Regions from separate parts of the Mus musculus genome. Here region 2 is linked to region 1. Evidence: chromatin loops called from intact Hi-C (ENCODE). Cell type or tissue: left cerebral cortex. All regions are shown on one strand. Links, peaks and the distances in the headings refer to the core of each region. The heading gives the core; the rest is flanking DNA. Region 1 overlaps Smyd3 (SET and MYND domain containing 3). Region 2 overlaps Smyd3 (SET and MYND domain containing 3).

Region 1 (15,883 bases), core at 3,289-11,288:
GTTATACACTTTCTTGGCATAAATGATAAAGAATGCAAATAGGTCAAAGTTCAGAGCCAAGAGAGACAGCATGTGATGGCATTGTCTAGGATTCCCGGACGGCACCTTACTGTGTAAAGGGACTCCCAAATCAGGGACAGGATTCCGATAGGCATAAGCTGCGACAGGCAGAAGGCACTGTCCTTAGAGGATTCCATGTGGACACAAGTGTGATGGGGAACTGCAGGTATGAAAGAAACTTTAAACTATGAAATGATCACCAGAGGCTCATCAGACACTTTGTGCTGACCATACCCCCAGGCAGGAATGAAATCTGCAAGTAAGCTACCCAATCAGTAATGTTAGAGAATCGTGAAGGACAGAGAAGATAGGTAGGTGAGCGGTTCTCCTCTTAATTGTGAGTTACAGAAATCAGTAGTTAGGTAAGTTTGTTAAAGAGTCTGAGCAATGAACTCATAGTTGGTTAATAAGAAATAGAAAAGAAGGCTGCCACGTCCAGGCTGCTGTATGGATTTACTACGAGATGTAAAGTTTGCATCTAGATTTCATTAGAGGGTTTGAAAAGAAGTAGCCAGGATATTTGGATACTAGCAGATCCAGGCATCTTACTCGATGATCAAATGATACAAACGTCACTCTGGGGGGCTCTGTCTCCTGCACCTTTGATTCAGTACTTCAAAGAGACTTTCCAAGCATGTGTAGAGATGGAAGGGAAACAGAGGAGAGACAGTAGAATCAAGAGCTCAGTAGATCCTTGGCCACTTAAATGGCTATTGAATTCCAGAAGATGAACTTCAACAAGAATGTATAGAAAGTCTTCTATTTGGGGCAAGAAGTTGAAGGACATAAATCTGCATAAAACTTGGCAGCTGAACACAGGAAAGGACCCTATTGCTTTGGTAAATAGCGAAATTTAATAAAGTGTATGAGTATGTTCTAACTCTCCAGAGGCAACTATGATCTTGGGCTGTAGTCATAGAAATTTAGAATATAAAATAAGAAAGGAGGTAGCACAGGGCTGAGCCTATGTAGACTCTCCTAGTCATTCAGTCTGGGTATGGCTTTAATAAGTCGGCCTGTAGAGAAATTAAATTCGTTATGAGGAATGGAACAGAATTAAGGAGGAATTTGAAACTCCACCTGTCAGCTTGATGGAAGCTATGGGGAAAACAGTTGGCTCTGGGTTGGCATTCATAGACTCGAAGTTGCTCTTCTGCCATGGATGTCTTGTTCTCTGAGGTCCTACACAGCAGAAGTCAGGCCATAGAAGACCCTGAAGCCTTTCGGTCTCACCTGGATGAGACTTACATAGAAACTGATTCTGCCAGGTATTTGGGTAGTCTTCATCCACCATGTGATAGAGGCAGAAATGACCAGGCACAGTCTAGCACTCACACCTCCCACACAGTGGGACGGTAATCATGCCAAGCACGAGGTGCTGTGGTTCAGATGAGTCGCTCTCAAAGATCCATGTGTCAGAGGCCCAGGGTGCCTCTAGTGAGGACTATGGCTGACGCTTAAGAGGTGAGACCCGCTGTGGCCGTGGGTGATTATCACCCAGTGGCAGCAGCGCATATTCCTCAGTACCCGCTCCAGTGTCCTGGATTCCCGAATGAAAGACATACACACACAGCTTTATATTTTAATATGCCCAAAGCAGTTCAGTGATGGAGCCACTCCCAAACCTCCAAGAGGCTAGCACATTTTCTCCTTCGACATTCCTGAGTTATTACTTACTAAAGTCTATAGTCCATCTTTGCTGCCCTAGACCCAGTGGGTGCGGGGGTGTGTGTGTGCTGGGGCCGCTCCTCCCTGGCTCTTGAATGATTGATATACCTCTCTTTTGCAGCTCTCAATCCTGGACCTTACTCCTTTCCCAGCATGGTGATTCTAAATCCTCCTTCTTCTCTCCATTCCCCTTGCCCACTAGTCCCAAAGTCCCACCTCTGTCTCCCTGCCCAGCCATGGGGCAGCCATTGTTTAACAATCAGAATCAACTGGGCTCAGGGACCCTCAGCATGGGCGGGATTCTCCTGCAGTTTTGGGAACCCAATTAACATAATACAAGTGTTAACCTAAATGCACAACAGCCTCCTGTGAAGCCATTGGGAGAATGCCTTTAAGGGGACCTCATCTGTGCCTGTCTCTGCTTCCAGGCTTGAAATATGAACGCTTATTCTGACACCCACTCCCACCAGTGCCCTCTGGTGCCCTCACCAGAGGCCAAATCAATGGGGCCCCTGAAACTTGGACTTGAACCTCCATAACTCACAAGCCTGTCTTTGCTTCATGTGATATTTTGCATCAGATAGTTCATTTTAATCATGCAAAACAGAATAATGCAATACAGACTTTGGTAAACACACATATACATATATACGGGGAGGGGGGAGAGAGGAGAGGGAGAAAGACAAAGACAAAGACAGGGATTAAGGCTTTTTAAAGGAGGTGATAGCTGTACTGTATCTGGGGAGGTGAGTGGGATTTTTGGCAAGCCATGAGGGAGAGCATCTCAGTGGTAAGAAACGTGACGATACACAGAAGGTGACATGACGTGATGCTGGTGCTTGCCAGCATGCCACCCATGAGGAAAGAAGCTAGCGGGAATGGGCACAGAGTTAGTTTTTATACAAAGCGGCCCAGAATGATGCTAGGCAGAGTAGCATCACTAGATGTTCACAGACCTTGCTCTGGCGTCCTGTCTTAAGAAGCTGAACTAATCCTCAAGCGACTTCATTCCCATGTCTGTCTATCTGTCTGTCCCCACCCTCCTATAGTCATTTGGAGCATTTGAAAGAAAGCCCCCATCCTGCACTCTGGTCCCTTCAGTTCAGAGCTCAGCACCTCAAAAGATGAGCAGTTATAGTAGATGCCACAGGTGGCAAGGCTAAATCTGAGCAGATCTATGACTGCATTAGCTTAGGAAGAGACTTGTAGCTAAAATTCTTCCTCCCTCTGGACCCTGGAGCGGTGTACATGAGAAGTCTCACCTTGTTTGCCAGGAGATGGTTTCCAACAATGTGGAGGGAGGTTGGTATGAAGTCCTTTGCTGCTTGGTGGAGGTGGGGGGGCTAGATTCGTTCCTATGAGTGAGTACAGATTATCACATCTGGTTTCCACTTGCAAGGCACCCCACCTCATCCTCTTGATGAGACAGAGCACATTATGGAAATGAGAAGACAATAACAATGGGGATCCAGCAAGCGATGTTACAACAAGGCTCAAGCCTTGCCACAGAAATGTCTGGCATTGTGTAAGAGACAGCCATTCCTCCTGACAGTTTGTCAAACATCTAATCCTGGAATGAAAAGCCACAGAGGTTAGCACGGCAATCTGTTTCAAAATCAGCGTATTGCCTAAGAAACCGCTTTCCCCCAACCTCTGGGGGATTCGTTCAGCAAACTTGAAACGTCCGTGTCACACACATACAAAGGAAAATCACCAACTGTCAATAACTTCAAATCACTGTCTTCAGTACGCGAACCCCTTCTGGGATCCGAGCCAGGACTCACCCTAAGAGGTGACATAAAGGGCCCTCAGCTTGAAATTCTCCCTAAGGAAATGGCGCTCTGGAGTAAAGTGGTGTGCCTCAGCTGAGAGGAAACGTCTCTCCTGGGAGCTGCTTACATTCCTGGTTCCCAGGTGTGGCTTGGTCGCTAGAAGGTGCCACTGTTGGTGTTTCAGGAGCAGGGCTATGCAGGCACCAGCAGTGGAGAGGAGTAAAGGAGCTTTGTACCCATGGGCTCAGGGTGTACACAGGCCACAGGGTGAGGTTGCTGTGTTAGGACACTGATGAAGAGGACCTGAGTCAAAGTTTAGGGGAAGTGCATGGGACGGAGGAGAAATGACTCAGTCTTCCATTCCTCTACTCTTCAGCTTGTCAGGCTCAGGGGTTGTGACCGGAAGGAAAGAGGAAGGTACATCTCTGCCATGTGCTCTGCACACTTTCCAGCCGTATCCATGACACCTGAGAACTCCGCCTAGCTCATGAGAGGACAAGAAAAGATTTCCCTCCGTTTTAAGACTCATTGTTTTATTTGATTTTTACTGAGACGGGCACTTTATTTTCAGCCTACCTCAAAGCATTTGACTGTCTCAAAGCTCCAACTCTGACGGAGGGTGGAACTAGCTTAGATTTGAACCAAGCTTAATCGAAGATGAGGCTCTCTGTACCATTTCTTCTATAGTTTGAGTCTTCGAATGTTTTCCCCAAGTGGATTTCTAACATCAAAGCGGAGTAGTGGTGGGAGAGGGCAGGGAGATGCCCAGGGTCAACACATCAGGGTGCCAGACTGCGATGACCCCAGCTGAGTCCCGCACGTGCACACACGCGCCTCCAGTGGAGGAAGCCCCAGGACTCCAGCTGCCTCTCTAAGAGGATGGAGTTTCAGTCTGCAAAGGTGAGGATGGAAGCTAGACCAGATACCACACCCCTGTAGGCCCAACTACTCGGGACACTGAGACAGATGGGTTAGTGGAGCCAGTGGTCTGAGGCCACTCTGGGGAACATGGAGCAGCGCATGGGGAATGGAAAATCACCGAAGCCTCACAAAACTCATTACTGCCTTAATTGGCACATGGTTAATCAGAAAGTCAGAGTTACTAAGCAGTGGGTCTCCTTGTTCTTAAAACAGCATGTTTCCTTCTTCAAGGTACACTTAAATAACTCTTCTTAATAATTTCTTTCTATCTATCTATCTATCTATCTATCTATCTATCTATCTATCTATCTTTATTGAGGCCAGACCAGGCAGTCCTCTGCTGTGTATGTGTTGGGGGCCTCAGTCCAGCTAGTGTGTGCTGCCTGGTTGGTGACTCAGTATTTGAGAGATCTCAGGGGTCCAGGTTGGTTGAGACTGCTAGTCCTCCTACGGGGTCACCCTCCTCCTTAGCATCTTCCAGCCTTTCCCTAATTCAACCACAGGGGTCCCCGGCTTCTGTCCATTGGTTGGGTATAAGTATCTGCTTTTGTCTCAGTTAGCTGTTGGTAGGGCCTCTCAGAGGGCAGCCATGCTAGATTCCTGTCTGTAAGTACATCATAGCATCAGTAGTCATGTCAGGCTTTGGGGCCTCCCCTTGAGATGGGTACCAATTTGGGCCTGTCACTGGATCTCTTTTTCCTCAGGCTCTTCTCCATCTTTGTCCCTGAAGTCCTCCCTTCCTCCCTCCCTCCCTCCCTCCCTCCCTCCCTCCCTCCGCTCTTTCTGTCTGTCTGTCTGTCTCTCTACGTAGTCCTAGCTGTCCTAGAACTCACACTGTAGGCCACACTGGCCTAGAACGACCAACTACCCCTGCCTACCAAGTGCTGGGATTAAAGGCGTGCACCATCACACCCAGACTTTAATATTTTCTTTCAGTGTTTGGGTTTCAAGTAAGAATACATGTATTCAGTTAAGTATAGGTTTGGCTCGCCTTGTTTTATAACAAACAAATGTGTTTCTTCAGACAGCTGCACCAGCCGCAGGCCTGTGCACTGGTGTAGGTTGGGTTGCATGCATGTCCGGGACTCGGATGAGTCAGAAGCAAGTGCATGCTTCCCCTTTCTCCCAAGGGATTCTTTTAAACAGAAATAATTCCACAGTAAACAATTGGAAGCTGAACTAAAAACTCCAGTCCAGTTTAATAAACACCTTTGCTCATTTCTCAACTAAGTTGAAAGGAAAGATATACAAGGGTGAAGAGGGATTGTTTGTTTCTTTGGGAATTTTAATTCTGCTAAAGTACAGGCCGGGTTAGAGACTCGTTTGTTGGTTAAACAGAATTTATTTTGCTAAGATGTCACTTGAATGGGTTTTTGTCTCTCAAGTACGTTTTCCAGGCTGCCCTTCTGTGCAAAATAATGGGAGCCTCCCCCCTCCCATGCCTGGAAACTCTTCATGCTTTAGACGGCTCTGTTCACTTCTGTGTTTTCTTGATGAAGACAATGAGGCCTTAACTAAGTTAATAACAGAGTGGGAGCAGGTTCTGGCGCTGTGCCAGGCGATCATAAACAGCAATTCCAACCGGCTTCCCGACATCAACATCTACCAGCTGAAGGTGCTCGACTGTGCCATGGATGCCTGCATCAACCTGGGGATGCTGGAGGAGGCGTTGTTCTACGCCATGCGCACCATGGAGCCGTACCGGTGAGTGCTGGGCAGGGCAGGGCAGGGCTGGGACTCAGCTGCCTCCACTGTGGGCTTGGGATGGGATGGCCGCTGTTCTGACTGATATAAGACTGCTGTCCCATCAAGCATTCCTACCAGCAGTTAGCATACAAAACCAAACCTTCTCTCATTCATTCCCGTTTCTTCACATATCCGACAGTCACTGGTAAAGCTGTTTCCAGGATCCTTGACCTCTGCTTGTTCTGAAATGAGTTAAATACTGTTGCTGTGTGAGAATGGGTGATTATAATACTGTATGTGGCTTGCAGTGTAAGGACAAACAGGGAGGGGCCAAAGAGGAGCACATGGCTCAGTCCTCTCTTTGGATCGACTATGCAGGTGAGGGTGATAGATCTGATGCTCTTAGGCTAACAGTGGTGGTGGGTCTCCTCTGTCAGAATTCACATTTGTCAGTGATTGTGTGCACACTGTTGGCCCTTGTAGCCATCTTGTGACCAGGTAAGAGAATCGGAGGCTATTCTTCTCCAGTGAGTCATTGGATCAGAGAAGAAACTATTGGTGAACTACGAGTGATTCATTACATTATGTGTTGTGCATGCACACATGTGTGCATATGTACATAGCATGGTGTATGTGTATACATGTGCATGTGTTTGAAGGCAGGACCTAGCTTTATGGCCCAGGCTAGCCTCCAACTTGTGATTCTCCTCCCTCTGCCCTCTTTCCTAGCCTGGGCTACAAGAATATGCCACCATAGCTGATGGAGACTTATTTTTTCCTGCCTATGCTCAGCTCCTCCAGGTGTGTATGTGCTAGGTGGTCTTGTAATGTGGAAGAGCTCCGAGAGGAAAGGGAGGCTGAAGTCAAGTGCTAAAGGTCTGGGCAGTACAGCAACAGTTTTCCCTGGACAAAGAAGAGAAATCGAGGTTGAGAACAAGCCAGCGGTGAGGATGCAGGGCAGATGAATAATCTGAGAGCCGAGTTACTCAGTGCCCAGCACAGGGCAGGTCACCACAATGAAGACAGTGGCTACATGGGATATAAAGGGGGCCGTGTCTGCAGAGCAGGACACCTTTCCTGGGTGTAGTCTTCCCCATTCTACAGATGATACATACATGGCCTAGCCAAAGAGGGTGAGGCACGGGGAGAATCCAGACCTAGACCTCTGGGACATGGGACAACAGGTACAGGGAGTGGTTCTAAGTGAAGCAGGTGGGGCACTGCCTGTCCTCCCTGGAGGGGAGCCTCGGGTGACAGACAGCAGGGAGGGGAAATTACCTCAATCTGCATGTCAAGAATAGAAGTAGGTTTAGGATCCAGGCTGTCACTATCAAGAGAGATATCCATCCTGTGTGACCCTAGGCCAGCAGTCAGATCTGGGCTGAGAAGAACCTGAAGATAGCCAAGGCCCCTGTAAACAGGTAGGTGTCAGAGACCCACAAGCCAGCCAAGCGGCTCCAGACCCATGGGTGTTTCCAGACTTTGGCAGCTGGCTGCTTTTGTTCCCTTGTGGTGAACAGCTTTGGAGCTGTCTGTGAGTCAGCTCTAATCTAACGTGTAAGATGCTGCCTGGAGGGCTGAGACCAGAGACTTTCCCATGAGCAGTGGAATGTCTGTTAGGGGTGAGGAATCTTGTGGGTTTTCTGGAAGAATGAATCAAATACAGAGAGATAAGGCCGCTCTCTCAGAGCCGCACTGAGCGTTGACGTGGCAAGCAGTCTGTGATGGTTGGCGCAGTCTCTGAAGGCTGGGGCCTGGCCTCGGGAGCCCAGAACACATGCAGCACAGTGAATGGATGGACCCAGGCCAGGAGCTGCAGACTGAGAAATTCTGCCTTTCTCCAAGGGCTCTGTGGCAGCACAGTCCCCCATCCTTGTCTGGCTGGCTTTTGAAGCAGATTCTTGCCTTATCTTTTCCTTCACTTTGCCATCCAGTCTACCCTGCCAAGGCCAACTGGAAATGGCCCTTTAGATTGCCCCACCAGTAAGCTCTCAAAGTTCTGATTGCATTTTAATCCTCTTTTGTACATGTGCAGAGACTTCTGCACAGCACTGACCCAGCCCCACTTAGCTGGCAGTTCAACCAGCGAGCACTCACGTCAAACAGAAACTTTCTGCATAGATGAGGCCACGTCCTCCACAGCATATTCCCTCGTGTGTGAGAAACTTTCAATTACGTTTTCGTGGCATTGGCCAATCACGTTCTCCCGGTAAATGTGTGTTTTGTCCTCGTACACAGAGACAGGTTTTCAAGCCTGTTTCATTCTCTTCTCCCTAGGGCTTGCTCTGCAGCACGCTGCCCTGGCCCACTTCCACTGAGTAGGACTCGTGCCATTTGCCATCAGAGGGACTGTAGAGCCAACTTGATGAGCAGTCTAGAACCCACACAGTTAAGAGACTCAAGGAACACACTTTGCCCTTTCCCTTTTAGCTCAGGACAGCGATATGGGGAGCACAGACCAATGGGTGAGATGCCCCATGAGCCCCTGTCAACCTCGGAACAGGAAGGGAATGGCAGGTGGCGATGGCTTTCATGTGCTGTCAGTCACCTACACAGTGGCCTGTGGCTGCTCTAGGCCAGCCTTTGCTGCCGTTTAGCCAAGGACACGGACAGTTAGGGAGGCCTGGGTTACTGATCTGTGACTGGATTACCATCTGCAGGAATAATTTGACAATGTCAATGTGCTATTTGTCGTGCCCGGATTGAGGTCAAGCCTCGACTGAGCACTTTGTCACCGTAACCTTGGGTAAGCTTCAACTGCTGACCTTGGAGGACAGTGTGTCCAGATCCCATCTTTGTCGAGCCCACTGTTTTCAACCCCCTGCTTTGCAACTCACTTATTTTTACCCAATAGATCTCACTTAACTTTATGGTGCAATTTACTACAGACCTTTTTTTTTTTTTTTTTTATTAAGTCTTCCACAAGGCAAAATGTCTGAGGCAAAATGTCCGAGGCAAAACATACCTCATTCTCTCAACAGATATACATGGTGCTATCCCAGAATCGTGCCGTAGTTTGATTTCCAATCTGTTCACTGTGTCAAACCATGCTACGGTTCAGATCAAACCATTTGATTCCTCTTCGTGTGCTGATGTGGTCTGATCCTCATGGCATATCAGTACAAACTCCCAACTGCTTGCCTGCTCTATTTCAAGTCATGCTCATTTTAAATTTGGGTAGCTATCATCCCCAAATTTTACCCTACCCACCACAAGGTCACTTTGTCCACAAGGGAATATGAATAAGATGACTCTGATCATGTATCATCATCATCCTTAAGTAGTAGTAGTAATATAGTTGCCTTGATCTAAATTTATTTCAAAATATATCATGGCCTTCTCCATCCCCTTAATCAAAGCCTATGGTGAGATTTGTTGATATTCATTTTGGTCACAATAGTATTTTGTGCCCCTGGTAATGACACAGTGTGAGTCACCTGGGGGCAATGCAGAGAAGAAGCAATGGAAAGAACACTGGAGGCCTGGGTGCAAATGTCCATGGTCCTATGCCATAGAGAGCTGGGAGAAAGGAGGGGTGCCGGGGAGAAAAAGCCAATGAAAGGAGCCGATTCCAGCTTAGACAGGTATCTGTCCTTTCTCGTCAGGGAGAATAGGGTCAGCAGGAGGAGAAGGAAAGTATGGCTGGGGACTGGCAGCCATGACATGTTTACAAGTCAGGAGGTATCAGTAACCCAGGAGATGCTGACATTACATGGCTGTGGCATCACCTGCCATGTTGCTTGTCCTTTTGTGACTAGCCCATCACTTCTGCGTTTTCTCCAGAGAACAGTTAACCGAGAGCCCAAGGAAATGGCCGGACCAGTGAGGGATACAAGATACAATTTTCTCCTCGGATCTCAAGTGCTTTTTTTCCTGTGATTCATTGACAGATCTTAATATTTCATTCATTTTTCTGTTGCCTTAAAGCCTGACATAGACAGGACTGTCTACAGCTGAGACCATCCCTATAGCATCGCTGACCCTGGTATAGACTGGGCTGTCTACAGCTGAGACCATCCCTATAGCATTGCTGGTCCTGGTATAGACTGGGTTGTCTGCAGCTATTAGCATTGCTGGCCCTGCATGCCAGTTTGACATCAGTCTGCTACAGTCTGATATAGCCTAGTAAATTATTTCACAACAACACGTTCTCATCGTGTCCCCACATGGCACCCCTCTGCACAGGGGTGCCCCAGAGGTTTTTCTGTCTGTCTCAATCTCTTTTTATAAAGCCACAGATTGGATTAAGGCCCACCACAAAGGCTTCATTTTAACCCAATAACCTCTTTAAAAATCCTACCCCCAAATGCGGTCTCATTTTGAGGTCTGCAAATAAGGGATTATGGGAGGATTAGAATTTGGCCCATATTTTTGGTGGTCTATATGCAGCTCAAACACTGGCTCTTCCCTATTTGTAAAAGTTACCCATCCCAAGGATTGGTCCTTTTGCATCTACTCAAGTCATCATGAGTTTGGGCCTAGTAGAAGTCACCTGTCATTCTTGAAAGAAAAAATAGCCTTTTAGCTTGTAGGGCTTCTATTTGAGTTCAGGAGATCCATGGTTGTGCAGTGGCCCTTGTCAGCATGAGTAGGAGCAACTAGAGTCACCCTGGAGACTTCCTTCCTAACCAGCCATGTAGACACTGGCTGGCTGAGGGAAGAAGCCAGCGCCTTCACCTACTGCCTGCCCCGAGCTCCGGTTCCGCATGCTCAGGACAGAGTCTTACTGCTGAGTTCTGCTGCTTCCTGTGCCAGCTCCTGGGGCAGACTACAGAACCCTGTTGTTTGCCTGTCTGACTTGTCTTGGTGGGCAGTCTTTCTTTCTGGCATCTCTTCTCTGTGCTGGGTCAAAGATCCTAATACCACTTTCCTTCAAATCCTACCACTGTGGGCAGACAAGCAAGAAGAAAGCCATCCTCCACCCTTGGGGCCAAATCACTGGAAACCTGTACTGTTTGGTGTTCCGCCGTGTCTGGGAGCAGTGCGTGTGCCCTGAGAAATTATCTCTGGGCTTCCTACTCATGAAAGCGTTCCTGGAATAAACACATTTCCCATCTCCATTCACTTTTTCTCTCACTCTTCCCCCAAGGTATTACAGAAGCTCTTTGGCTCTCCTGACAGAGAATCTTCCCTTTCTTATTATGACAAATTGTAGCTGATCTGAGGGAATCTTTGGGATGCGGTGTCTTCCTCCCATTGAATCAATCTTGTGGTTACAGCTACCCACAAAGCTAACTACAAAGCTGCCATTTCTTTTCCTTTTCTCACCTCTTGGAAGAGAAAGTAGGCTCTGTGTGTGTGTGTGTGTGTGTGTAGAGAAAGTGATAGATAAAATGTTGAAAGGCTTAAAAATGTTTAAAACTAATTTGAATTACATATAAAGCATATACTTTATGATTATAAAAATTTGGTCAGTACCAAATTCCTTGCCATTTGTTTGTATATTCTGAATAAAATCCATATTGAGTTTTTTAGAAGTTCCCCAAGGTTGGATGAATGGACTATCAACTAAATTGCAAATCAAAGCAAACTGATTTCTCAAGCCTCATAAATGTGATGAGAATAGAGAACGTTGATAGCATTTGTAAAAAACAGTGAGAGGTCCTTGAGAGAAGCAAGAAAATGGCAAGCAAATGTCCTTCAAAATTGTAGTTGCAGCTTCTGAGATAGCCAAGTTATTCTGAGCAAGAAAAACACCCTCTGAACTAGTTAATAAAAAGCCCTTGAGCTTGTTAAAGCAGACTGCCATGAAAAATGGTTAATATTCTCATTGTTCAATGTATCCAAGGGAAGAGGTGCAGCCAGCTGCTAAGATAGACAATGGGCAGCCAGAACCCCAGAACAAGGGAGGCCCCAGCTCCGGTAGTGGTGGGGGTGTGGAGACAGCACCCTGCTCTGCTGAGAGTGAAATGGATGATAGAAATTGCTCTGTCTACACAAAGGACACCAATCATACTAACACTGCCCTTCAGAATTAAAGAGGAAACAATGTGCTCTCACTTGTAATGAGAAGCATCGCTGTAATGTCCTCCCAAAGTGAGATAAATCGAGTTCGCCAACTATAAAAGCATCTTAAGCTATTTGTTAGCCTCAGCTTTCTAGACGAGTAGGTAAAAGGACCTGAAGAGCCCTCCTTCACCTTTCGGCATTCTTAAACCCAAGGCTGATTGCTGTGATTTATTAAGAGCCTGCTGTGGTCTAAGCAACTTGCCCATCCTTGTAACCCTCACAGCCCCACCGAGGAAGGGCTTAGCCGGGCCTGCCTTCCAGAGGAAGAAGCTGATATTCTCATGACTTGTTCTTCAATGATAGAGCCATGGCCGAAAGCTCAAACCTCAGGCACATTTATTTTACTTCCTTTAGAAAGTCCTTTGAGTCAGAGGGAATTTGAGTTCTGGTTTGGATATCAGATGTCCCCAAAGGCTTATGTGTTGAAGATTTGGTCCCACAGTAGTCAAAGATTTGGTCCCACAGTAGTCAAAGTTGACTGGTCATGGTGGCTTTTTATATATCAAGAGACTGATCTGTTAATGATTTCATAGCTGATCGACTATTGGAAGGTGGGACTTAATTGGAGGAATATGCCTTTGAAGGGTGTGTCTTGAGTGTCTCTAGCCGCCTCCCCTCTCTTCTTTTCTCCCTCCCTCCTTCTTCCCCTCCCTCTCTGTTGTCTTCACTGCTATGAGGTAAGAAGCTTTGCTCTACCTCACGTAATTGCTTTGATGTCCTGCCTCATCTTAGGCCCCAAAGCAACAGAATAAGGCACCCGTAGACAGAGGCCTCTGAAACCACAACCCTAAACAAGCCCTTCTCGTCACACATGATTGTGGGTGGGGTTTGTGTTTGGTCACAGTGAGGGGAATGTTGTCAGATACACCAGATTTGGTTGATTATAAAGCAGAGAGTCACCACACTCACACTGCAGAGAGCTATGATCGACTTTCCTCTCCCCAACCCTGCCTTCCCACTGTAGATGGACTTGAACCAGCCCATCATGATTGACAGAAACCCAACTTGACATGTACACACCCAGAGGGGCACTTGCTGCCCACTGAGCTTTACAGCCAGGGACAGGTCAAAAGTCTCCAGGGTACAAAGATACCGTCCAAGTTATATACTGTCCTTCTTTCCCTCCTTTCCCACAGTGTACAAGAAGATAGCTTTCAGCACCTCTGGTTCACACCCTTTATCCCCAAAACAGAGGGTGTGTTCTGTGCTCCCCAGAGCCATGTTTAACAGTGTGCATTTTACAGAGACCACTTTTGAGTCTCTCTAAATATATTGTTATAAGAGAGACAGGCACTGGCAGCCCCTCAGGACTGTAGGTTTAGTATGGGATGCCCATCTTCCAGGAGCTTAGAGGATAAGTAGATTCCAGCAGCTGGAGGAATGGTGCCTACAATGTTCTTCCACTCAGAAATAACCTGGTGAAGTGTCATGTAGAAAAGAATTGAAAGGGAGGAAAGAGATCCAAAGGCCAACAAGCCAGACCAGCAGAGAAAGCAACATCAGAATTCTGCAAGAGCCAATTCCTAGACTCTAGAGGCAGCAGCAAAGCTCACGTGGACTAAGCCGGCTGCTTCAAAGGAAGACTTAATTATAAGGAAAAGGTGGATCTGGGATGTAGGCAAGGTCACATCTGTGGGACACAAGTCACAGAGCTGGCATGCCCACTTAGTTCTGCAAAGGTTCTTGGCCCCTAGTGTGTATCATCTATTTCAGTCAGTAGACAGCTCTGTTCATGTTGGAGATGCCGCCAGGAGAGTACACCTGGATTTCAGCAAGAAGTCTGAAAGCGTCTCTGGTACATTTTCTATAGATAGAAAAATACGGACTGGTGAGATTTAGTTACACCTTTGAAGCAGCTGTTTCTGCTCCCTAGTTATTAGCAGATGGATGGACCCTTTGGGGGAAATGAGTGGGGATATGCCTCTAAGTGGCCTTTAAAAAATGGTCCTAAGTCATCATTTTTATCTGAGTGAATAAAATGAATAAATAGAACTTACACAATCATATTTTTCAAGGGATTCAAAGCTGGGAAGAATAAATAATACTTCAGGGGACAAAACCAAGCTCACAAACATCATTTTAGTCAGAAACATTTGGTGGGTATCAAAAATGAGCAGGGGTTATATCAGAAGTCTACACTAGAGCTTAGGTAGCAGTAAGTTAACAAAATGACATCTACTTCTACACAGTATATATGCAGGGTATCTGTGTATATACTAATATATACAAATCATTAGGATTAGCTGTATGGCATATATTTTTAAATTAAAATGGTTTCTAACCATAAGAAGATAGATTTTAGGTCCTAAAACCATCCAAGAGGACATTCTAGGCAGGAGCTGCTTTTTTAAAGCTGGCATTAGGTTTGTAAGCTCGGTGTTGCCTGCCAGCACTGTGTGGCCCTTTTCACTTGACCAGGATGTGGGAATGGGAAAGCCAGGAGGGTCCTGCTCAGGCCCTCTGAGACCCAGAGAGCAGAAAGAAAGCAAGTACTCCACTTGTACTCCCGAGTTTTCAATGAGAAGATAGCTTTTAATCTAAAAATAACTAATGAGAACAGACACTAATCCCTGTTGAGATGGGCAGATACAATGTAGTTTATCTGGGTTTATGGAAACACAGCATCCCTTTCAAGGAATCTTATTTAGTCCCTTTGCCCTGCTTCTTGATCGTCCATGAGCCCTCTGTCCCCAGGGCTCCAAGCACAGGCACATGCCTTTGTTCTTTAAACAGTGTTCTCCAAAGTAAGTTTCATGGAGATAATGTCCCCCCTAGCTTGTGAATAGTGGTTTCAGGTCACTTTGCTGTTACCAAGGCCCCATGCAAAGCCCGCTACATGGTTTCCAAATATGAAAGTTTGCCAGCAGTTGCTTGTCAGTGTGGTTGGAGCTTTACAGTCTGGATGCCTGACACCTACTAGCCCACCTACCCAGCTGCCTCTGCTGCGGTTCTCTTCTCTTCACTGCTTCTTTTGAATTCTTCCTGACATCATTTCTATTTGTTATGATTCCCTAAGTAACATTTTCAAACTTTTATCTACTAATGCAATTATTTTCACACACACACACACACACACACACACACACACACAGAGAGAGAGAGAGAGAGAGAGAGAGAGAGAGAGAGAGAGAGAGAGAGAGAGAGAGCGCTAAGTAAGCCAAGGGTGGTGGTACATGTTTGTAATTACAACACTGGGAAGATGGAGTTGTCAGGAACTGAAGGTCAGTTTTGACTACATCACAAATTCAAAACCAGACAAACAAACAACAATAAATAAGCAACAGGTAAGCCTAACTAACTAAATGTATTCTATTTTCCCAACCCTCATCACATTTTACATTAAAAAGAAAAATCATTCTTTTATTGGCTTCCTTGAAACATCAAACAGCATACTGCAGATTTTCTCATCCTCTGAGCTGTAGCTAGCTTCCCTTGTTTCTGACTATGGAAGATGGAGGCTTGTCTCCCTCACTCACCACAGAGGATGTGAATATAAAATTCTCAATTCAAAGTCATTTTCAATGACAGGCACAAAGACCTGTTGCCAGGCTCCTGCGAGCATTGTCTCAGGAGCCTGTCGGACTGACTTCCTTTGATCTGCCCACTTTGTCCTTCTGCGAGAGGTCAGGAATGGCTCTTTGATGTGTTTAGGCCTAAGCATTTTTTTCTTTCATTCATGCAAGTCCATTTTATTTTAAAGACTCTTGTCTTGCTATTATCCCTGTTGAAATTTGTCTATTTTCTTTTCTAATTTAGTCTTCTCTGTT
Region 2 (15,883 bases), core at 5,137-13,136, 52 kb after region 1:
TTGTACGTTTTAAATGCTGTTTTAAAATTAATTATTTCTATGTATATGTGTGGTTTGTATGCATGTATGTGTGTACATCATGTGTGTACCTGGTGCCAGAAGAGGGTTTGGGGGCCCCTGGTACTGAAAATAGAGATGGTTGAGAGCCATCATGTAGGTACTTAGAATCAAACCCAGGTTCTCTGAAAGAACAGGCAGTGTCCCCTAACCACTGAGCCATCTCTCCAGCCCCCATTTTTATAAATGCTTAATAAAAAAAAATCTTAGGGCTTAGGGAGATCGGTGACTGGCACCCTGATGTGAAGTTTCATGCTAGAACATCAGGAGACTCATAACAGTTGGCTTTTAAGAATCTTGTGACCATTATAAACTTCGGGAGTTCCTCCTTGGGAGCACTAACAAATCCCATCTCTCTCGCTCCTTAGGTCCTCAGAGATCACTTTCTCCTAATGGAGGCTTTTACTGAGAGCAACTCAAGTGGTTACAAGGCTGGATCACCAAGGGGCTAGGTTGATAAGCGTGCTGATGATTCGCCCACAGGCAGCTCCCCAGGATGAAGCCTTCCTTTAGCCAAAGGGATTGATTGACAGGCATAGAAGGACCTTCCTGAGGTCTGCAGATGGCACTGTTATATTCTCAAAGGACAGGATTGATTTGGTGTCACCCTTCAATGTCCGCTTCCGCTTTGGGTAGGTTTGTTTTGTTTTAGGTTTTGTCACTCTGTTTCCTCCGTGTGTCATTATTTTGTTGGTGTTGGTTGTTGGGTCCTAAACTAGAGTCATTTATTTGAAGCTGTGATCTCAGTTCCCCCACCCCTCTTTTAACTTGGAATAACAGCTTAGTCTTGGCCTGCTTGTCTAAACTGAGACTTAAAAAATGTTTCCAATTCTATTGCTCTTGGTGTGAAGGAAGATACCCACTTATCGGTTCCTTTTATAACCCTTCCGTGTTGATTCTTGGTGACTCTGAGAATGGGCCCCATTATCTCCGCTTCCTCGGTGAGGAACTGGAGCTCCTAGTAGGTCACTGAGGCCAGGAGCAGGTGTAAGTCCTTCTGAGTCTGTGGCTGTACAAGTTTGACAAAGGCGTCCTCAGTGTCTTCATCCAAACCGTGGCTAAAGATGCTGAATAGCTCTCAGCCACACTGGCTGCTTCAAGTGCCCCTGTAGACCCTTTTCTGGGAAGTTAGTCAACCACTGCGGTGTAATTCACCTTGTCTATCTGATATTCTCTTTATCGGCCTCATTACTGTTTTCTTGAAAATTCTTCTACATGTAAAAGCATCAGGCACATTTTAAAAGTCTAGCTATTTTAAATATTTGTAGCTGGTTCTGGTTTAATGTAACATAGCCAGGGAAAGTAAACCCCTTTATGGTTCTGTTCTCTAAACAGAACTGTTTACTGGGTTTCTCCCCTAGAAAGCTGCCTATAAAAGCCAAATGAGACCCCGCCAGCTCTGCCTCTGCACAGCAATGCCTAACGGGTTTCTTCAGCTCAGGATCTTCCGTGATGAGCAAAGAATTTGCTGGGGATGGCTCCACCCCCTATGCTAGTGAAATTCAATCTCCACTGAGCCATAAGCACTTCCTATTGTGGTCTTTCTCCTTCCATGAGAAGAGTACCATTAATCTTTAACCACAGTGGCTAAGAAAAGCCACTCTGTCTTCAGGCAATCGGGAATTTTTTTCCATTTCCCAGGGTCCACCCTCTACCTCTCATTCCCCTGTGGTGGTGCAGGATCATCCATGACTTGCTCTCTGGCCCCTATTACTACTAGAGTAGAAGCTTTGTTCTTTTCCTATGCGTGTGCACAAATTGTTCTTTAAGAGCAAAGTTGCCATGAGTCCTTACTCCAGATGTCCTTCTCAACCAATTCGATCTACAGAAATGATTTGCCTGTTCACTGAGGCACATCTGCATGGCAGGCACATGTGCCACATACTGCTCGATGTAGCATTGACTCTTTTAAAAGTCACACACAAACCTTGTCACCACTTAGCTAATCCTGTCGTGTGGGCCACAGATTATAGTGATATGATTGCAGACTGTAACATATAGTTACAAATTACATCAAAGAAAGAAAGACATCCCATCATGGGATCTTCATACAGTAGGCCCCAAGGAGGGGCTGCCATGGGCACGACCCACCACAAACAGCCTCAGTCCATCCTCTAGAAGAGTATGAAAAACTGGTGTCTTATTCAGGAAAACCTGGGGATGACAGGTTTTCTACTGTCACCTGCAAGCAGAGGGCCTTGGAAACTATATAGCAAAAGCATAGGACAACTGAGCAGTGCTGGGGTCCCAAGCAGCTCCATGTGTTACCCCTCCTGCCCTGACCCACCTGCTCAGTTTGCAGCGGTAGGACCTTGTTACCAGTAAACTAGGCAGCCATTTTCCAAGGCTACAGAGAATCTCTTCTGTGCTTCTGTCCTCTCCCTATGGGCCATTCCTCAGGGGTCTGCCCTATTCCTGTCTGGTTTATTCCTCGGGACTCATCATCTCTGGCCATTGGCTTCATAGGGAGCACTGGGCTGAGAGTGACTTGCTCTTGGCTGGCAGGCATCCACGTGCCCGCCTGTGGTCTGAGGAAGAGGGCTCCTTGAGAACAAGACGTGAAGGAAATGGTCAAGACAAATGGTTCAGAGCAGGTCGCATCACAGAGGGAAGCTGCATAGCAGTCTCCGTGGGGATCTGTTACGACTCCTCAGAGTGGTGGGGTAATGCCAGCGACCCACATAGTTTCTGTGAGTCCCAGCACACAGATCTAGGTGAGGTGCCCCACAAGCAGTCCTCTGGTGATTCGCTGGCCTATTATTAAACATCAAGGAGAAACTCATCTAGGGCAGGACAGACAGAGCCTCCTCTGTCACTGTCTGGGGTCAAAGTACATGAAGAGCAGTGTGCGGTATGTGGCCCGTCCACTCGAGGGATTGACGTCCCAATGCAGAATATGCTCGCTTACATAAACTTGCTCTTCACTGTGTTGCTTCCCAGACACTCTGCGCTCAAAGGGGAGGAGAGGGACTTCTAGACTGAAGCTTTCACCTCTATGGTGAGCACAGAGGAAGCTAAACTTCAGGCTATGCTTGCTAAAGCCACTGACCCCAAGCCACAGGTCACAGAAAGAAAGGACCCGGGGGCTGCTGCATTCACTTCAAACAGCTGGATCTGAGAATCCCCAGGAGCCTCCTAGGTTTTGAAATAGCCCATACTAGCTGAGAGCTGCATTTTTTTTTTAAGTAGGAATTCTTCCATTTTCTAGACTAACTTGCTTCCCCCGAGAAACATTTGGCATTTGTGAGTGGTCAGCGAAGCTTACCAGGTTTCTGTGCACCAGACTGCAAATCCAAGCCGCTTAGCATCCTTGAACCCACGTCACAAAAAGCCACATAGTTTCTGAAGATGGTAGACTTCTCTAGAAGGTAGAGGAAGCAGTCCTTGAGTAAGAAACATCTGCATTCTCTGGATCCACCTCCTTTAGAACTCAAAAGATAACCCGGATGGTCATTTCCTTAGGAATCCCAGCTTGAGATGAGACAGGATCTCTTGATGGCAGGGGACTTGCAGAAGAGAGTGAGGCTCCGGGACACTCACTGTCAATCCCAACAGAATGCTTAAGCATCTGTGCCTGTCGCATTTTGTCAATCTAGTCTCACTGAATTTCAACCTGCGGTAGCTTCAGATAAGCACAGTTCATTACAGGCAGCCTCTTCCTGGGGTTAGTGCTGTCCTTCTAGTTGTCAGTGCTATCAGCCATTGCTCCGAACTCTTGTGCAGATTCACAAGGATCGGGCTCCACTTTGCTAAAAGAATCCAGACCTTTTTATCACCATCCATTCAGATGTCTCCTCCTCCTACTTAGTCCTGTGTAGTAAATCTGCATTGCATTTTATTTTCAGTAAAGTGTTGGCACAGCAGGATCTTTGCTTCTTGTACGTAATTATTTAAGTTCCAGATAATCTGTTCATCTAAGTCCTGAAAGAGAGGTCAGACATCCCATCCCAAGAAGTGTGCTTCTGCTCGCTCGCTCTCTCTCTCCCCCTCTCTCCCTCTCCCTCTCCCTCTCCCCCCCCTTCCCCTCCCCCTCCCCCACCCCCTACCCCTCCCCTCTCTCCCTGTTGGCACACTGTAGATACCCTTGGCCTTCATGTTTGTGCATTAACTTTAATGTCCTTGATGTGTAGGGCTTTTCAGAAGGATGGAAGCCTGTCTCTGCCATGTGGGGGACATGTGATTGTTTGTAATGTGGCCTGAAGAAAATTGATCAGTTACTTGGAGTTGGAAGCAACTAAGATGGAGTGATCAGAAAACAAGCCTGTGAGAGAATGGTGTTTTGACTGGAAGAGAATGGCTGAAAAGAGCATGTGGTCCTGAGGCAAAGAATTCCAGGTGGACCACGGAACTAAGAGTTGCTGATGCTGGTACACATTGGTCAAAGGATGAGATGCAATCAGAGTGGGCAGAGGGCTTCTCAGTCTCACGGCACAATTAGAACCCTCTTTCAGCCGCAAGAGGCAAAGTAGATCAATGGTAAGCGGGAAGGTGTAGCCAGAGCCAATAACAGGATGAACAGTCAGGCTGAAGAAGAGACCGGTGAAGCAGGGATGGGGCCTGTACCTTGGCTGCTTGGCCCTGTGTGACAACAGTGAGATTCCTGGCACCCTGGCTCCTGACTTGTGCTGGTTACTATATGTGCACTGTATGAAGTGGGATGTAAGAGAGCCACGTCACCCGTGTTGGGAGGTGCTAATGCCAGGAGGCTGCTGGCCCTGAAGTTATGACTCCTGTGAAGCCTGTGTGTGTCCTTGGGGGTATAGGATCCGGATGTAAGCTGATCCAGATGTGGCTTGATCCAGGCCAGAGACAAGATACCTTCTACCTGAGTGACAGGTCTCCATCTGTGTCATTGAGAGTAGGATACCTCAACCCACCACCAGAGATTCTGTTCATGACAAGGAAAGAGAGCTGTAACTTTAATTTTTCAAAGCCTACTTTTAATGATGGCTCTTAAACGTTTTAATCTCCCTTTTAGCCCACCACCCACCAGAGGTCGTGGAAAAGAAAGGATATGAGGGAGGTAGGTCTGCTTAGGAATGGTTCTTTGGAGCAAATCCCATCTGCACTGCCAGGAAATCAGTTCAGTTCAAGGATACACAGTGGCAGCTTGATCCACTCGCAGACACTTCATGAATATGCCTGCAGTTCAGTTCAGTAGTGTCAGGGTAGCAGCAGCAGTGGCGCTACCTAGCAGAGACAGCCAGGCCTCAGCCAAGTCAGCACCAGTCAGCAGGAGGGACCAAGAGCGACACCAGGAGAACGTCTCTGCTGTGTCTCTCTCAGCAAAGGGAGACCAAGAAGCTATACAAGCAACCCAAGCTTCACCCCCTTCACTGTCGGTCCAGTCTCCCTCCAAACTTCACGTGTACTTCACCGGTCTTGCCTCAGCACATGCGCCTGTCTGAGCTGACATCACTCTGCCAATCCAATCAGCTCGAGTCTGTGGAAGCAGCAAGAAGCCTCAGCACACCACCAGAAGTTTGTGTGTGTGTGTGTGTGTGTGTGTGTGTGTGTGTGTGTGTGTGTGTGTGTGTGTTTCTCTATGAAGTCCTGACAAATGGAACTCAACAGTGCATATGAGGCAGATGGATACATTTGTGTGGTTAGCGAAGAATCCTTTATCACGTGTCCTTTCTCGTGCTTGCTTTAGCAGAACATATTCTCACCTGTGTCTACTTCAGTAAAATGTTCTTTCAGAAGTCTGCCTTAGCCTTTCACCTGTGTCTATTTCACTAAAATGTTCCTTCACATGTCTGCTTTAGCAAAACGTGCTTTCAGTTGTGTCCACTTCAGGAAAACACTCCTGCATGTGTTTGCTCCAGCAAAACACCGTCCAACAACTTTCCAAAGAACTCTGACGTTTGCACTTCAGAGAGCATCAAGGACAGTCAGAACGACCAACAGCAGCAAATTCATTCCATATGAAAACAAAACAGTAGACTAAAAGTCCTAAATATAATGCAAACACTTAAAGAGAAACAGAGCCTTCTGGAGTGAGTGGCCAATCAATTAAAACGAGAATGGGAGAGTTGAATAGAACTGATTAATCTGAAAGCTGTAGTCAACAGAACAAAACAAAACAATGTTTATATATTAAATTGCATTATGACACTGAGGAATTCAGTCAAACAGAAAAATCTTTGCAAAAATCATTTTTTAAAAGTAGCTAGGAGGATGGAGAGATGGCTGAGCGCTTAAGAGCTCTGACTGCTCCTCCTGAGGAAGTTCAGTTCCCAGCACCCACAGTGGGCAGCTCAGTACTGCCTGTAACTCAGCTCCAAGGGATCGGGTGCCTTCTGCTGGTCTCTGCAGGGATCTGCGAGAGCACACGCACACACACACATACACCACACATACACACACACACTCACACATATACACACACACTCACATACTCACACATACACACATATTCACATACTCACACATACACACACACTCACACACACACACATACACAAGTTTATTACTAGATTAAAAAGAGAGGGAAAAGAAAGGCACAGGTGTATGCCATATAAAAATTACCGTGGTCCATGTGATGAATGAGTTATGCTAAAGGAAGCTGTGACCAAGCAGGACAACCTGATTTCAATCTCTGGGACCCTGGGGGTAGATGGAAAGAACCTACAAGTTGGCCGTGGTTGTCTACAGGAACGTGATGGCATATGTGTGCATTAAATACACACATACATACATACATACATACACATATACATATATACATACATACATACATACATACATACATACATACATACATACATAAGGAAAGTGACAGCTTGAGCTTTGAAAGTCTTAATACATCGGGACACCTGTGGTAAGTAGGTCACTGGTCATTTCCCAGAGAGCTTTGGCACTGCTCCATCCTGGCCAGAAATGAGGCAGCAGGTGGAAGTCTCCTGAACAGGACTACAGAGAGCATGCTGCTTGCACCTCTGGAAAGCAAGCCTTTGCCAGGGAGTGTTGCTCCGTGTGTCAGAGCTATGAGGGGACATATTTCATCATCATCCCAACCCTGGGTGGCAGTAGCCACAGAGGTGAGGGGACAAAGCCAGAGGAGCCCTGTGAGTGTCCTATGTACCTTCCCACGCCAACCCCTGCTTGATGGCTCCCTTTCTGCTACAAGGGTCACATTTATTAAAAACAAACAAACAAAACCAAGCTATGTGCTAACTACAGACTATTTGACCTGTTTATGAATCATTGCTTAGCAGTATCTTGACAGACTCACTTTGTGCCCCATTGATCTGGTACCTCCAGGAAAGGATAAACTAGTAGAACGTCAAACTCCCATGTTCCTGAGGGGTTAATAGGATGGAAATATGGCCTCCTAGATTGAATAAGGAGCTTGCTTATTGCCCATCATCACAACGCACCTCTTTTGGGGTCTCCTGTGCCATGAAGATTAAGCATAAAAACCTAGAAATCTGATAGCAAAGAGAACCCCTGCTAATAGCTCTAAGCACCCCCCAAAAAACATTAAAATACAGACTTATTTTGCAGTATGTTATGTTATGTGACTTAAGCTAAGTCATCAACTTTTGTGAATTTTAATGTCCACAGTAATGTTTGCCTCCATCCTCCATTCCTGTAACAGGAATTTATTGTAAGCAACAAATAACAACTTCTTAATGAAATGGATGAATGTCTAAACCCCTCGGAGGGTCCTAGGATATGGTCTTAGCTGTATCAATAATCCAGCCTATGGGTAGGATTCTCTGCTCACCTCCCCCGTCTCTGCCTGCCCCCCTTCACTCTTTCTCTCCCCACTCCCTCTCTCTTTCTCTCCCCCTCTTTCCACCCGTCTAAACTAGACATTTTGTGAAGCAGTCTAATCAGGTGGTCCTGTGTCACTGAGCCTGACAGTGAGAACTTCTAGGGAGGAAGGGAGTGGCTCTGAGGAAAGGGAAGTGGCGGGCATTCTGGAGGGACATAAACATAACCACACACAGGGAAGGAAGATGAGGCCTCAGGATAAGGCTGGCAGTGCCACATGGGGTCTCTGCTGAGGATTTTCCAGTGATTTCCAAAACACAGGATGAGTGGCTCTAGCCAACAGTCTGGCTGGGAGACTAGAAAGGAGCAGAGGAATAAATTGAATTTCTGCAGAGCCGGTGCCTCCCGATGCTCACAGGAGGTTCACACAAGTCTCCCCCACCCCCCACCCCCAACCCCTCTCTCCCTTTCTTTTCTAAGAGATAGGTAAACTCATTACCTTCAGAAAATGATAATCCGCCCGGCAGAGCCCTGCTCCATGGCCCCACTCAAGAAAAACACAGACAATGAACATATAAACCTCAGTTACTGACAAAGTCACAGTGCCACTCTGCCCTGACTTTGGGACTCCCGCAGTTTTCATATGCTATTTTGCAGTGTCCTGGCGTTCACAAAATAAACCAGCCCTTTGCATTAGCAAGCATTCCAAGTGGCACTTTGGGGCCCAATGGGGGATTTGGAAGAACGCTTCCTGTGCCGGACAGACCTCTCTCTTCCTAGGTGAAATACCAGTTTCCTTTTCCTGGCTTCACTCCCCATTAGATGCCTGGAGCAATTTAGCAAAGGTATCCGCTGTGGGTAGGGAGAAAAGTGACCAGACTAAGGAGGTGTCTGTGTTCTGGGGTATCTGGGAGGCCCTACATCTGGTGTAGACTTGGCTTCCTCATGGTGCATCATGTTGAATGTGCACAGGCAGGGTGAGGACTCCCACTGCAGCCCCTCTCTTAGATCCTCCTAACAACAACAACATCCACATTTAAATAATTAACCCACCTCTGTTTTCCCTGGAAAATAATTTGTCCAGAAATATAGAGTGAGTTGAGCAGGAAGTGCATTTACTTCACAGTGGAAACCAGTAGGCGTGCTGATGAGATGAAGCAGGCTGCAGTCCAGGTCTAACTCCAGGTCGGACCTCGAGCTTTAGCTCAGCGAATTTGTGGTCCATGAAGATGTCCAGCCATCTTAACTAAAATTGGCACTATCCATGCACACGACTCCAGGGGAAGCCTGAAGTCCCTGCTCTGACTGCTTCTAAACTTAGCCTGGCCTTGGCTAGAAACACGAGTGTGTGTGTGTGTGTGTGTGTGTGTGTGTGTGTGTGTAGTTGGCTCTGGGTTTTCTGGAAGTGTTGGCATTCCCAGATGCTCAGGGTGGCTCGACTTGGAGCTAGGCAGAGGTAGCATAGTCACCTTCGGGACCGATTCCGGCTCTCTCTTACCTGGACCTATAGCGCCAAAGCAGTAGATCACTCTGAGCTCCACTCATTGACTCAGTAGTCTGGCATCCAGTGCGGTGTGTGATTCACACGGCAGGCATAATGGTGGTATTTCTACATCCATGTTCCGCGCTCAGGGCACTCTTGCCTATTTATTCTATTTCTTGAGTCCTTCGTAGGCACTTGAGGAGCAGGGTTTTGTGCCTGCTGTTCCCACTGCCCCAAATATTCTATTTCACTTTCAGTCTAATTTTGATTTATCTATATCAACCTGTCCCCAACCAAAAAAATTTTTTCTCTTCTCGGGCTGTCCCGGCGGGTTAGGCTCGTTCTGCCTGCTGGATGCCTTTCGCCATATTTGTTAGAACCTCTCAAGTACCCCACAGGATTTTGAAAACCCAGCTGTGGAGAAATGACGTTCACCTAACAAGTGAACCTTTTCCAAGGCCTTGATGAGCTCAGCCATCTAAAGGAAGCTGGGAGATGTTCATCAAGGGAAAGTGCCCTGGGGAAGGCAATAAGAAAGGCACTATGAAAGTCTCCAGCCCAAAGAGAAAAAGCAAGGTTGTCAGGAAGCAAGGGATGGAGGGGAGTGAAGACAAATGAGGCTCATTGCAAAATGCTGATGTGAGCCGGCCAAGCATCAGGGCTGGACTTGACACAGTGGCTGGAAGCGGCATCGCTACTGTGGAATCATGGGAGTGCAAAGAAATGGGAACTCTATGCAAACAGCAGCCACAGAGGACTCTAGAGAGAAGGAGACAGAATGCCTTTCCCTGCCAGCAGAAGCGAGCCATTTAGAACAAGAAGAGCAGTCATTTGCACAAGTGTTAAAAAACCCACTTCCAACAGTAAAATCCCTGAAATATCCCTAGCAAGGCCATGGCTCTGCCCAGGAGATGGTGTGTGATCTGGAAAAGTAATGAGAATGCAATGGGCATTGTGAAGACGCTGTTCTAATGAACACACTTCCCTTTGCCCCTCCCCGCCCCTTCCAGCAAATTCTATTACTCCACCAGCCTGCTAGCGATCAGTTGGGCCTTTAGAGAATAGCCTGTGAACGCTGAGTTACTCCACGACAGGATTTTTGAAGACAATGTAATCTGGCACTTCTCAATTTTCTCTGATTTTGTGCAGAGAAAATAGAAGAGTGTCATAAATATTTTCTGCAAATAGTGTTACAAAGAGAAGCACAATTGGCAACAGCAGTGTTCTGCTATTTGCTCGGATGCTAGATTCTGGGTTTTCTGTAGGAAACAACCGCACTGGCAGACTCATTGGTTTCACGTTTCTCTGACACGCTTCTTTTTCTCTCAGGTGAGTGATGAATTCGGCTCTGCCTGTGGACTCCTGGTGGTCGGGTAATACTGGGCTGTGGGGACTTCCATGCTTAGCAGATTCAGGGTATATTAGGGGCTATTGAAACTGATCGGAAATGTTATATGTTAACCCAGTGCACAGAGCTGCCTACAACAAAATGTGTGGGGAGGGGAGGGGTTAGTGAGGTCCCGAGATGGGATAGAAAGAAGAACTGCTGGGTTCGGATCTCAGTTCTCTGACTTGCAGACAGCGTCCTGGGACCTCAGGTTCCACTTCTGTATAACTGATAATAAATCACCCAAGTGTTACTAGTGGTCGGTGGAATTAGTGGCTTTGAAATTGCTTCAGAGTTTAAAAGCACACACTTAAGCCCACTGTGATAACTTAGTGGCCCTGGTACTGAAGCCCAGTTTTTGTAACCCTCTTTACCTTCTTAAGGTTCCATTACCTCCACTGGCCCAGCATTGCCACCAGTTTCAATGCAGTGCTGAGTTTTACAGAGCTTTGCTCTCAACTGTCAATCTCAAGCTTAAGTAGCAACACACTATTGTCTCCAAGAATTGTTAAGACAGAAACTTGGGCTGGCAAACTGGCTCAGTGGGTAAAGTCACTTTCTGCCAAGCCTAGTGACTTGAGTTCAGTCCCCAGAACTCATGTGATAGGAGAGAACTGACTCCTACAAGTTGTCCTCTGACCTTCATTCACACTTGTGCCTTGGCACCCACCCATGACCCTCCCACATTAGTAAATCCCTTGTTAATAAGTAATTGTAATGAAAAGGGAAACTTCCTATAAACCTAGATAAATGCAGTCGTCAAATATGAGTGTTCTAGAAGGAATCACCCAACCACAGATAGGAATTAGGAATAAGGGATGCTTGTGAAATACTCTATATTATCCTTTTGGTCCCCCAGGAGGAAGCACACTAGGGCACATTAGAAAAATTGCATGTGCGAGTAGAATCATTTGTGTGAGTGATAGAACCCCCTTTATCTGTTCTGAAACACTCCCGGACACTCTGGTCATCCCGCTGAGGTTCCAGATGTGATAGAATCGGAACGAGTTATCCATGCTACACTCACTCTGACATGCAGATATACAAAGTGTGTCAGTGTAGGGCGCTGATTGTTTTACGTCTATGCATTTGGGAGTGGTTTCTTGAACAGCCATGAGTAATTGGAGCACATATTGTTTAGCTGTAAATCTGGGAGTCCCTGCATATATCCCTACCACGCTGGGTTTCCCAGGGGTCAGTGGAAGCCTGGGAACAAAGGGCCATGAATAAACATACCCAGGACTTGTAAGAGAACACAGGCCTGTTCCCTTTCTCAGTTACTGTTCTTCTGAAATCGATAGTTGGATAGTTGGGCTCCCTGATGGTCTTCCCCTTGAAGGTTGTGTTGTGTACTCTGGGTCTTTTGCCTTTCTGTACAAGTTTTAGAATTCTGTGGATCTGCAGAAACTCATGTTGGGATTTTGATAAGAATTGTTTGGCCTGGTGGAGGCCAAACATCTATCATGGGGAGTTCGTGCCTTTCTATATCAGTGCATGAACTCAGTGTGGCTTTCCATTGTATCTAGAGTGCTGATTGATTTAACCTGCATCATGTCACTTTTCAACATATTCATGCCATACCTAGAATTTTTAAAACATAATATATATATATATATATATATATATATATATATATATATATATATATACTTAAGTAATTTTAACTGCCCACTGATTAGGATTCTCATGTTATAGATAAAATATATGTATTAGTTTGTGTTTATTGAATTTGTATCCTCTGGCTTTATTAAATTCAGTTGACTTCAGGAACATTCTGTTTTGTTTTGTTTTCTTGAACCAAAGATCAAGTCCAAGGTCTCTCATATGCTAAATAAATTCCCTATTGCTAAACTGCATCCCTAGCCCTCTTTGCTCTTTTTATTTTGAGGCTTATGAGGTGGCCCAGTCCGACCTTGAGATAGTCTGTATCCCAGGCAGGCCTTGAACTTACAGTCTTCAAGCATAGCCTCTCTTGTATCTGGGGTTGCTGGTTTGTGCCACCAAGCCTGGCATCTTGGGATGATTTTTAAAATTGCTTGATACTTTCTGTCCATTTCCTACTTTCAATCATATGATCTATAATCAAAGACTTTGTGTCCCTTCTCGTGTGCATTGTGTCCCCCTCTTGTCCCATCTTCCTGCACTGACTGCAGTTCTGCACTGAGTTAAGTTGAGCAGAGTGGAGACCGTGGGCATCCTTGTGTTAGCATCCGTTTTAGGGGAAAAGATTCAGACTTCAGTATTGCCAGTGGCATCATGATCCAATGCCCTTTCCCAGTGTTCTTTGACTCTCCGCATCAGATCTGTAAGTGGGCAGAGGATGAGTACACTCGGTGTATAGCTAGTTCTTGTAGTCAAATGTACTCTTGTCTATTAGGAACTTATTGACTGAAATGGAATCTTCTGTTGCCATGCCTCTCTAAGTAGATTGAAAAGCAAGCATCCAAAATGCCCTTCTGCCAGGGCGCATTAGCTATTAGCCCTGTCTTGTCATATTATTTGTCTCAGGGTTTGTATCAGTTTTCAGGCTGACACACCCAGCCTCTCAGTCCTCCCACTGCCCACCTCTCTCTGCCTTGTTATTCCCAGGAGTCACAGTCTGTGCCTAGAGTAAAGGTCCACGTTGGTTGAGGAGAGAATGGGGCGAGAAGGCTTTACGACTGCTGCAGAAGCCACTCCCACACAGCACTCAGTTGTGTGGATTCCTGCTTGGTCTAGACTTAAATTTCTGCTTCTGGATTCAGAGGGTGGGAGGGGTCTTTCCCAGCACGCAGGCAGGCTGGTGAATTCATATTCCCATTGCACTCAGCAAAGCTGTAGTTGAGGAGACATCCTGGACTCAGGCACTAGACAGCCCCTCTGTCTGGTGTTGGTCTGAGTTCTATTTTTCACTTATAAATCTTTCTTTAAATATTTAAAATCTGTGCTTGTGTCTTGGTGGATATTTTAATAGCTAATTGGGAGTTCTGTAATGGAGCTAACTTGTCTGGTCCCATTGTAACTCTGAGTATACTGAATGATTGCTAATTTTGTCTTATGTGGCCAGTCATACTCCCTGCTTTCAGTCCTTAAGGTAGGGCTGGGAGGGTAAGTCAGTGTAGAGCACTTGTCTGGTGCTCACAAGGATCGGAGTTCAGTTCCCAGCACCACCCAATAAGTAATGGAGTAAGTAAATACCAGATAGCAAGCTGCCCGTGCTGTCCATACATTATACTTGAGGGAAAGATGGAAGACATTGCCAGGTTTTCTCAAAACCATCAAATTTTACTCAGTCTTTGGACAAGGAGGATGGGCCCAGTGGATAAGGCACATTCAATGTGAGGATGAAGACTGGAATTTGGACCCCCAGACCCACATATCTGGGTAGTCATGGCAACCCCTTCTAATCCCGTTCTAATCCCCTTCTAATCTCTGAAGACAGAGAAGGTAGTCACCAGGCACGCTAGCTATAAGAGTAGCCAAATCAGTGGGTTCTCCATTCATCAAGAGTCTCTGCCTTCTAGCAACCAAGGAAGACACCCTACACCTCAGCTTCATGCTTCCACATAAATGTTCATGTGCACAGATAAACATGAACATGTTCATACACACATACATGCATAAACACATACACACTACCACCACCACAACACATACTCAAAAATAACAAAATAAAATAAACTTGATTGTTTGCTTCTTCTGTGAAATGTTTAAATTTTTGAGTCATTTTCCTCTAGACAATGACAAAACACACATGGCTTCCAACAGGGGGACCCTTTACTGGACCATCCTCTCTCCCATATCACCTTTCTGCCCTTTAAAAACCATACTGCTTGCCGGCTGAGGAGATGACTTCAGGGAGTGAAGGTACAAGCCTAATGACACCAGGTTGACCACTGATGCCCATGAGAAAGCCAGGTGCTGTGGTGTCCATGAGTGATCCCAGCGCTCTGTTGATGAGGCAGGAGGCAGAGACCGGAAAGCACAAGCTCCTAGGCCGGCTAGCCTGGAGCATGCTATGCAGTAGTCACAAGCGACCCTAACGATAAAGGAAGCACTAGTCACACATGCACTGTAACATACCAACCTGTGCACGCATGCGTGCACACACACACACAAACAAACAAGCAAATACATAATACATCAAAACACTGGCAAAGTGTCTGCTGCATTGTAGAAAACTGTTAAAAGTCTTACAAGTTGAAAGTATGAAGGAAAATAACTCACGACTCTAAAGACTTCTCCAATCACAGAAGGAGTTAGAGTGATTTTTAACCTCCAAGTAGGGACTGGTTATATAATGAAGCATATAAACTGGGTATACAATGCTGGGGTCTAAAGGGAGACATGCATTTTGGGTTCTAGGGAGGGGCAGAAGTTAGCTGCTGCATCTCCCTGACCCTCCGCTCTGTCAGAGGAGCGTTCATTAGCAGACGGAAAAGTAAAAGCTCTGAAGACTCAAGTATTGAAGTATTGGAAAGATATATTTCCTTTTCTAAATCCTGTAGAACTCTGGGGAGATCATTAATAAGCTCACTCCTTTTAACTCTTTTTAAATTACTTGTTTTTGATGCAAAAGGCTAGGTTTTTTTTAATCACATAGAGAAATGTTACATTTTTAAAAGAATCCACTTTCATGCAAAATCGGGATATTACATGCATATTTTGAAGTCAGGACTGGTGGTTTGAATTCCATCCCAGCTACATGCTATGCGTGCGATCTCAGACTCTGAAAAATTGTGTACCACAGCTACTTAAAATTTAAGATATAGATAAAAGCAGTACCTATTAAATGATTGTGCTCATTGATAACAGAGAATGGTGAATGTGAAATAATATGGCCCCTGCCATCGTCATCAATAAACTTTGCGGGTTTGCTGTCATTTAACCCTTCCCCTCCCCCTTCTGTATTAACCTCCCTTCCTCCCCCTCCCTCCTCCACAGATGGAGCCCCTTTCCCAACTTCCATTTCTTGTTTCATATCACCTTATCCTGCTACTCCCTCTCCTGCCCCCCATCAGGTCCCTGTTCACATGGCTCTTGTAGTTAGCCCAGGTTATGCACTCGTACCTGAAGATTTGGAAATGGAAACCACAGAGAACATAGAGCGCCTGACTTTCCTGGTCTAGCCTGCCTCACTTCTCACTCAGTGTAGTCTTTGCTAGTCCAGCCATTCACTGGAGCATTCCTGATTTCAGTTTTCTTCTCAGCTGACTTGTGCACATGCACATTTTCACTCTCAGTTCATCCACTGAAGG

Evidence for each region. Peaks named below come from ENCODE experiments on the same cell type or tissue, not always from the same donor. Only the 100,000 strongest peaks of a DNase experiment are listed, where the experiment ranks them.
Region 2: it touches region 1 in a loop (1.9-fold over the local background); 2 of 42 quality-filtered maps call a loop at or near these places.

The regions. Positions count from the first base shown.
Region 1 is chr1:179,033,979-179,049,861 of GRCm38, reverse strand. Smyd3 (SET and MYND domain containing 3) reads left to right here. Exons shown (of 12, transcript NM_027188.4): 10 at 5,951-6,125. Among named protein-coding and RNA genes, the nearest start is that of Gm46249, 270 kb to the right of the region's middle. In left cerebral cortex, for the core only: no CTCF peak of the experiment used is centred there; DNase peaks (open chromatin) are centred at 7,684 and 7,853.
Region 2 is chr1:178,983,780-178,999,662 of GRCm38, reverse strand. All of the region lies in intron 10 of Smyd3 (SET and MYND domain containing 3), which reads left to right. Among named protein-coding and RNA genes, the nearest start is that of Gm46249, 220 kb to the right of the region's middle. In left cerebral cortex, for the core only: no CTCF peak of the experiment used is centred there; a DNase peak (open chromatin) is centred at 10,052.